Linked DNA regions of Homo sapiens: regions 1 and 2 are each linked to region 3. The links are chromatin loops, found by intact Hi-C in ENCODE. Cell type or tissue: CD14-positive monocyte. All regions are shown on one strand. Region 1 overlaps IL19 (interleukin 19). Region 2 overlaps FCAMR (Fc alpha and mu receptor). Region 3 overlaps MAPKAPK2 (MAPK activated protein kinase 2).

Evidence for each region. Peaks named below come from ENCODE experiments on the same cell type or tissue, not always from the same donor. Only the 100,000 strongest peaks of a DNase experiment are listed, where the experiment ranks them.
Region 1: a loop joins it to region 3, with 6 times the contacts of the local background. A loop is called at or near these places in 8 of 110 quality-filtered maps.
Region 2: it touches region 3 in a loop (2.1-fold over the local background); 2 of 110 quality-filtered maps call a loop at or near these places.

Annotation. Positions count from the first base shown.
Region 1 is chr1:206,786,651-206,789,150 of GRCh38, forward strand. The region is part of intron 1 of IL19 (interleukin 19); the gene reads left to right. Among named protein-coding and RNA genes, the nearest start is that of IL10, 15 kb to the left of the region's middle. In CD14-positive monocyte, no CTCF peak of the experiment used is centred here; a DNase peak (open chromatin) is centred at 1,471.
Region 2 is chr1:206,966,164-206,968,663 of GRCh38, forward strand. FCAMR (Fc alpha and mu receptor) reads right to left here. Exons shown (of 8, transcript NM_001170631.2): 2 at 1,420-1,488; 3 at 889-949. Among named protein-coding and RNA genes, the nearest start is that of FCAMR, 3.0 kb to the right of the region's middle. In CD14-positive monocyte, no CTCF peak of the experiment used is centred here; a DNase peak (open chromatin) is centred at 1,468; H3K4me3 peaks cover 1,760 bases; H3K27ac peaks cover 708 bases.
Region 3 is chr1:206,733,276-206,735,775 of GRCh38, forward strand. It overlaps MAPKAPK2 (MAPK activated protein kinase 2), which reads left to right. Exons shown (of 10, transcript NM_032960.4): 10 at 1-1,006. Among named protein-coding and RNA genes, the nearest start is that of IL19, 36 kb to the right of the region's middle. RefSeq lists an enhancer at 1,352-1,541. In CD14-positive monocyte, CTCF peaks have their summits at 1,430 and 1,637; a DNase peak (open chromatin) is centred at 1,466; H3K4me3 peaks cover 460 bases; H3K27ac peaks cover 859 bases.

The DNA.
Region 1 (2,500 bases), 53 kb after region 3:
TGCAGTGGTGGGAAAATTGAGGTTGAGGCTGCTATTGCCACTGTAACCAAGGTGCGGGCCTGTGGAAATGGTGCAAGGGATGCTGAGCTCTTCATATTGACCTCACCCTTCTCCCCAGTACTTCCCAGCCTAGCTGAGCTAAAGGCCACATGGAGGTTTATTCAGCTGTAGTTACTGCCATCAACATTCTGAGAACAACAAATTAACATGTTAAATTCTGCTCTCCAGCCCCCAAGCCACCGGAGAACAGAACGCATTCTTAAAGTCTTAGTTTTTCCAAACCACCAAGCCAGGTTCACTTTTCAAAGCACTCATTTTATCAGCAAAACTCCACTCTCACAAAGCCCAGGGCTTTCAGAACACAGCCCAACCTAGCTTGACATTTGCACTCCCAAATGCCTTCACAGCTTTCCTTCCCACAGGTTCTCTCCACAAGATCTCTGACCAAAACACGGGGGCTCTCACTATTGTCAGAATATGCCCTGTGCTCTCCCACGTCCTTACTTCCACTCATGGCTTCACTGGCCTGCAATGACCACCCTTCCTTTTCACCAACAGAATTCTTTCAATTCAGCACTGCCTCTTCCATGAGCCTTCCTTTAACAACCTGACTCCACTGAGATTTCATTTTTAAAAAAATCCTCCAGTGCTTATGACCATCCTTGGCAGTACTTTGTGTACCCTGCCTTAGAGTTGTGAGATGTCTTTGCCTGCATGGATGCATGTGTGCACATATGCATATGTGTGGGTGTATTGTGTGTATTTCATCCCTGTGGACTGGACACATGTTTTATATATGCCAGAGATAGAGAGGAGATGCAGTCTAGCTTGGTGTGAATATTTTGCTCATTTTGACTAAGGCACAGGTTTACGATTCTCAAATGGTAAAGACCTAGGTCCGGGAAAAGGAGGCCTGGGTTTCGGTCTTTCTTCTGTGTGACTGTGGAGATGTCTTCCACCTTCAATGAGTCTTGATTTCTGTCTCTGTGAAATGGAGAGACTCCTCAGTTCTTTCTCCTGCTTTACAGAGGATCAAAGAGATTTGTCAATAGGTTGAAATACTTTAAAGCCATAAAATAGCTAAATACATGAAAGAGCCCCTCTGTGGTCTTGTCTTTGACTCAAGAAGGGAGGCTCTGGTGGCTTTTCTCAGAACCAGCAGTAGGACTAGGATCCAGGAGTTTCTCCTCTCCAGCCATGCCACATACCACCAAGCTACACAATCTTTTCCTGGGCTGCGTTATCCTTTCCACTGCACCATGTGGTGCAGCCCCATCAGGTCTCGCTTTCCTTTCCACCAGCCACATTCATAGCCATGGGAATCCGTGTTTTTCAGCAAGCTTCCTTCTAAAATCCCCCTCTGCCCAGAGTTCCTGGGGACCCTGTGGACCTTCCTTCCTTGTGACATGGTTGGGGAAACACACTGGTCTGCAGACCTCTTATTCATCTTCACGATCCCGGAGGTGGCTTGAGCAATCTTATCTGTTGTGTGAGTGTGCTCACATGTGTGTGCGTGTGTGACTCTTTGCAGCTGTTCTATGACTAACTGATGCCAGCTATCTGATACTGTATACTGTGTGCCCACCATATGCTATAGACTAAGACATGTCCTGACCCAAGCCCTAGACCCCAAGCAAGGCCAATGGCAAACTACTACCTGTCTTAGTTGGTTTCCCCTATTGCTCTTTGATGTCTTACTATATACAAGACACTTCATATTGTTTCATTTTAAGTTTTACAACAATCTAAAGATTTGATCCAATCATTGAATCTATTTTATAGTAGCGCAAAATAAGGCTCAAGTCTCCTGATAATCAGTTCATTCCTTTACCCATATCTCCATGCAGAGACAAATAATGTGACGCTAATAATTAACTTTTTTTTTTTATCTCAAGAGCTTTAGAGGTACAAGTGATTTTTGGTTACATGGATGAACTGTACAGTGGTGAAATCTAGGATTTTAGTGCGCCTCATCCAGGCCTCTGACACCTCATCCCCTTCCCTCATTGCCCCTCACTGCCCCAGGACCAGATTAGTTGAGGCAGAAGCAGTTGGAGGTGCTAGAAAAGCATTAGGGTTTTCACCATCTCCAGAATCTGCTTAGCACATGTCTCAACCTAAGGCAGTGCAGGCAGGATGGAGGCAAGAGCCTTGATTCCATAGCGGTTTCTCTTAGCACAGATTCCAGAAAGTTGAGGATGACATGATAGATGACCCTTGATATCTTTCTTCATTCCTTTTTGCTAAGTTATTCTCTGTTGTGTGGTGCCTGTGTGTGTAAGGCATTTCTAGGCAGAGGAGCTTTCCTGGGTCTGGTCAGTTTTACCATCTCATCTGCTGATCAAGATATAAAAGATGGACAGTGTCTGTTGTTTCCACCAATAATCAGATACCAGTCAGAATGCTAGAGTGACCTTTTCCTTTTCCGCCTTGGAAAGAAAGAGATTGTTTCAAGGAACAGCTGTAGGGTTAGATAGAGAGGACTGACTGGAAAGTGATT
Region 2 (2,500 bases), 230 kb after region 3:
GATTAAAGTGCTGACCAAAGTATTTAGCTGGAAACTTTAAATGATCAAATTTAGAACGTTTGAGACTTAAAGCAATTAATTTAGGACTATTACTTAGCAGAAAAATCATGGGCCTGCCTGAGTTGTCGTTTACTGAAAAATTTTAAAAGGGACAGCAGGAGATTAAAGAGGTGGTGTGATTTTATCACGCAGAGTGCTTACTCAAATATTGGCTACATTTTTTGTTTTTGTTTTTGTTTTGAGATGGAGTCTCGCTCTATTGCCCAGGTTGGAGTGCAGTGGCGCGATCTCAGCTCACTGCAACCTCTGCCTCCAGGGTTCAAGCGATTCTTCTGCCTCAGCCTCATGAGTAGCTGGGACTACAGGTGCGTGCCACCAGGCCCGGCTAATTTTTGTATTTTTAGTAGAGACAGGGTTTCACCATGTTGCTCTGGCTGGTGTCGAACTCCTGACCTTGTGATCCGCCTGCCTGGGCCTCCCAAAGTGCTGGGAGTACAGGTGTGAGCCATCACGTCCGACCTTATTGGCTACCTTTGATTCATTAAAACTCTGATTTGTTTTTAAGCCAGTTGTTAATCCTTTTTTTGGTATTATGATGGAATTTCCATTCATTCATTAATTTATTCAGTCATTATTTATTAAGCATCTACTTGGGACTAGATTCTAGGTACTGGGTACTCTTGGCGCATACTCACTATGTTCCTCAATGGTTCCCTATTACCATCAGAATAAAATCTACTACAGCATGGAGATGGAGCCATTTGTCATCTGAGCATGGTTTATACCTGGACAGTTTTACCATACCAGCCTGTGAGGACCTTTAGGGCAGCCTGGAAGACTCAGGTCTGGTTTTGTAAGCCCTGAACCTGGGCTGGGTTTGGGACTCACCTTGTAGCAGGCACAGTATGAGGAAGAGGGGCATTTTCCATCCCGCCCTCCTGCTGGTGACCTGCAAAAAACACTCTAAATGAAAAGAGGCCTGAGAGAAGCTGGGTGAGGGTGGTGGGACTTGAGAGAACAAGCATCTTCTCACTTTGGGATCTCGGTTTGCTCAGTGCAGGGGCTGGGTTGCAGATATCTGAGAGTAAGACAAGCACTTCCCTCCCTGAGAAAGCATGACTTTATCCTCACACTCCTAAGCATGCACATTTTGGTCACGTCCACGAGGCCAAAATGTCCCTTACCCTTGAGGGTTCTGTGTTCAGAAGAGGTGAAACTCCCTCTGTAGGATTCTAGCCTGGGCACCCACTTGCCAGCCTGGAGCTCTGAGTTTGTGGGGAGCACCGTGTAGTGGAAAGGCCACGTTTGAAGTCCAAACTCTAGTTGGAATTGTGGGACCTTGGAAGGTTAGTCTCAGGGATTCGATTCCTTTTCAGGAGAATGAAGGAATCTGCAAGGGGTTGTTGTTACACAACTTACGTGAGATTGTGGTAAAGTGCCAGCAATGAGCCTGGAGTAGTCCACTTCTCTTCCTCTCCTCACCACTTCCTGTTTGCAGAAGGGGAATTGGTTTTTTCAAGGGAAGATTTCTGTTTCACTGTTAGTATGCCTCGGTTAGTAACAAGGAGTTAAAAATTAAATCTCAGACCAAGTAGCTCTCTGCACTAGGGTGCTATTCTGTTTCTTCTCCACAACTTCTAGAAAGCCCTCTCTGTCCCCCCATCCACACTGACCTTCACCCCACTGTGGTCTCTCCCACTGGCCTGGGGAGCTTCCAGAGGGGACAGCTTTGTATTTCATCCCTCTACCATCATGCTCTGAAAGGGGATCTAGCACGTTGTAGATGTGAAATGCACAGCTATTGTGAACAGTAACCCTCCTCTTTTAATGGACACCATACTGATCACTACACAATGGTCTTTTACCGCTTGCTGATGAAAAAGACAGAGATTGTGGCCGGGCACAGTGGCTCATGCCTGTAATCCCAGCACTTTGGGAGGCCGAGGCGGGTGGATCACGAGGTTAGGAGTTCAAGACCAGCCTGACCAACATGGTGAAATCCCATCTTTACTAAAAAATACAAAAATTAGCCTGACGTGGTGGCACATGCCTGTAATCCCAGCTACTGAGGAGACTGAGGCAGTAGAATTGCTTGAACCCAGAAGGCAGAGGTTGCAGTGAGCCCGTGCCACTGCACTACCACTTGGGTGACAGAGCAAGACTCTGTCTCAACAACAACAACAACAAAAAAGACAGAGATTGTACATTACACTTCTCTTGTATTCCCCAGAGGGTATTCATGGATGCTTTTTGATGGATTAAAAATCTACTCTTTGAATCTATCTATTGCTTCTGTTTCTGAGACCTATAGATTTTTGAAAAAGCAAACTAAAGTTAGCCGTTGAGTTTTTCTTCCTACTCTAATACGTTCCTCACTACTGTTAAGGACAGGCGCTAACAGTCAATGGTTTGGCCCATGGGCAGAAACCCCCTCACTCCCCAAACAGTTTAAGCCATGCAAAACCACTGGCCAGTTTGTGACACAGGCTGTGCAGGAGGG
Region 3 (2,500 bases):
GTGTATGTGTGTGTGTGTGTGTGTGTGTGTGCACACGTGTGTATGAGTGCGCAGATCTGTGCCTGGGATCGTGCATTTGAGGGGCCAGGGGCAGGCAGGGCTGCAGAGGGAGACGGCCCTGCTGGGGCTTAGGAACCTTCTCCCTTCTTGGGTCTGCCCTGCCCATACTGAGCCTGCCAAAGTGCCTGGGAAGCCCACCCAGATTCTGAAACAGGCCCTCTGTGGCCTGTCTCTATTAGCTGGGTTCCGGGAGGCAGAGAGGAGTGACCGGGCACTGGCACTGCGATCAGGAAGACTGGACCCCCAGCCCCCAGGGCCCCCCTCCCCCCACTTAGTGCTGGTCCTAGGTCCTCTGAGGCACTCATCTACTGAATGACCTCTCTACTTCCCCTTCTTGCCATTATTAACCCATTTTTGTTTATTTTCCTTAAATTTTTAGCCATTTCTCCATGGGCCACCGCCCAGCTCATGTAGGTGAGCCTGGGCAGCTTCTGTTGGCAGAGCTTTTGCATTTCCTGTGTTTGTCCTGGGTTCTGGGGCATCAGCCAGCTACCCCTTGTGGGCAAAGGCAGGGCCACTTTTGAAGTCTTCCCTCAGATTTCCATTGTGTGGCCTGGTGGGTCAGGGGGAGTCTTTGCACCAAAGATGTCCTGACTTTGCCCCCTTGCCCATCAGCCATTTGCCATCACCCCAAACAACTCAGCTTCGGGGCCGGTGAGGGGAGGGGCCTCCCCCAGCACAGATGAGGAGCAGCTGGGGTAGGCTGTCTGTGCCATGGCCCCCCACTCCCCCTTCCCTTGGAGGGAGAGGTGGCAGGAATACTTCACCTTTCCTCTCCCTCAGGGGCAGGTGGTGGAGGGGCGCCCAGGGTCGTCTTTGTGTATGGGGGAAGGCGCTGGGTGCCTGCAGCGCCTCCCTTGTCTCAGATGGTGTGTCCAGCACTCGATTGTTGTAAACTGTTGTTTTGTATGAGCGAAATTGTCTTTACTAAACAGATTTAATAGTTGAGAGTTTTTCTTTCTCTTTCTTCCTGGGGCTCAGGCCTTACCCCCCACCGCCTCTATGTGCAGAGGGGTTTTGTTGGGTGGTGAGGGTGTGGGTTGGGGGTCCTGGGAGAGGAGCGGAGGGCCTCCTGGGCGAGCAGGAGCCAGCACCTCATTGGTGAGGACCTGGGCAGGATGTGTGTAGGGCATCCTTAAAGCAGGACAGGGAGGCTGCAAGGGCTCAAGCCCATCTTCTTTTGCCAAATGCAGAATCAGGAGCCAAGCTCTTTTTGGCATATGATTCTTTGACCTACATAGCCACCACCAGGTGCTGGCACCTTTAGCCTGCGAAAGCCAGCTGGTATAGGGTCCAGGGAAGAGGGGGTGCTGGTGAATTTGGTTGAAATCCTGGTAAAGATACCAGGGGAGCAGGTTAGTGTAGTACCGGCACTCTCCAGGAGGCGGTGATAGGGGTCAGGCAGAAACCAAAGGCTCTACCTCGGAGCTAGAAGAGACTTCATGGTTCCTGTGGCCCATTCTCAGTGCACAGATGAGAAGACTGAAGCCCAGAGCTGGGGCCACATGATGACTTGACCCGCAGCAGAGCCTAAAGTAGAAACTGGGCTACCTGCCCCATTGCAGTCCCTCCGGGTCAGATGGGAAAATAGCACATCCTTCACTGTGTCACCCGCATTTTCTTATGTGACCCTCAGAGCTGCCAGCAAGAGACAGTACAGGGCGGCTGCTGATTGCTGTTTTATGTGTGAGGAAAGTGACTGAGAAGGTGGGATGATGTGCCACAGTTGCATGGTGGGATTGGAACTCAGATCCCTCTCCCCGCTGGAGGAGAGACCTGCTTGTCCCCTTTGCTGCCAGAAGGACCATGTCTCCACCCTCAGCTCCTGGGAACAGCAGGCCCTGGACCTCCCCTTCATGACAGTGGGTTGCTGAGGTTGGTTCTCGCCTTGAGACACTACTCATCACTCTAAAATCACAGCTCAAAACAAACCAGCATGGGGGTTTGCTTTCAGAGAAATCCACTTATTTTGTCTGCACTTATGAAGGTGTTAGAAGCAATAACCCAAGAAGGAGGAATAAGGGGTGCTAGGAGGGAGTCAGGGAGAGAAGGAGAGGAAGTTGTCAGAGTTCTGCTATCTTTAGAAGCTGTTATTAGTTTCCTGTTAACAAAGCTTCTGCCATATTAATTTTATGGCTTAAAACAACACAAATTTATGATATTCCTGTTCTGTAGGTCAGGAGTGTGATAGGGTCTCACTAGGCTGGCTGGAGTCCAGGTCTCAGCAGGGCTGCATTCCTCTTTGGAGGGTGTTTCCTTGCCTTTATCAATTCTAGGGGCTTCCTGCATTCCTTGGGTCATGACCCCCTTTCTCCATCTTCAACCGCAACCTTGCATTTTTCTGATCCTTCTGTGGTCACTTCTCTGACCCAGCTGGTGTGATAAGATTGAGCCCACTCAGATAATCCAGGATAATCTCCTCATTGCAGGGCCCTTAACC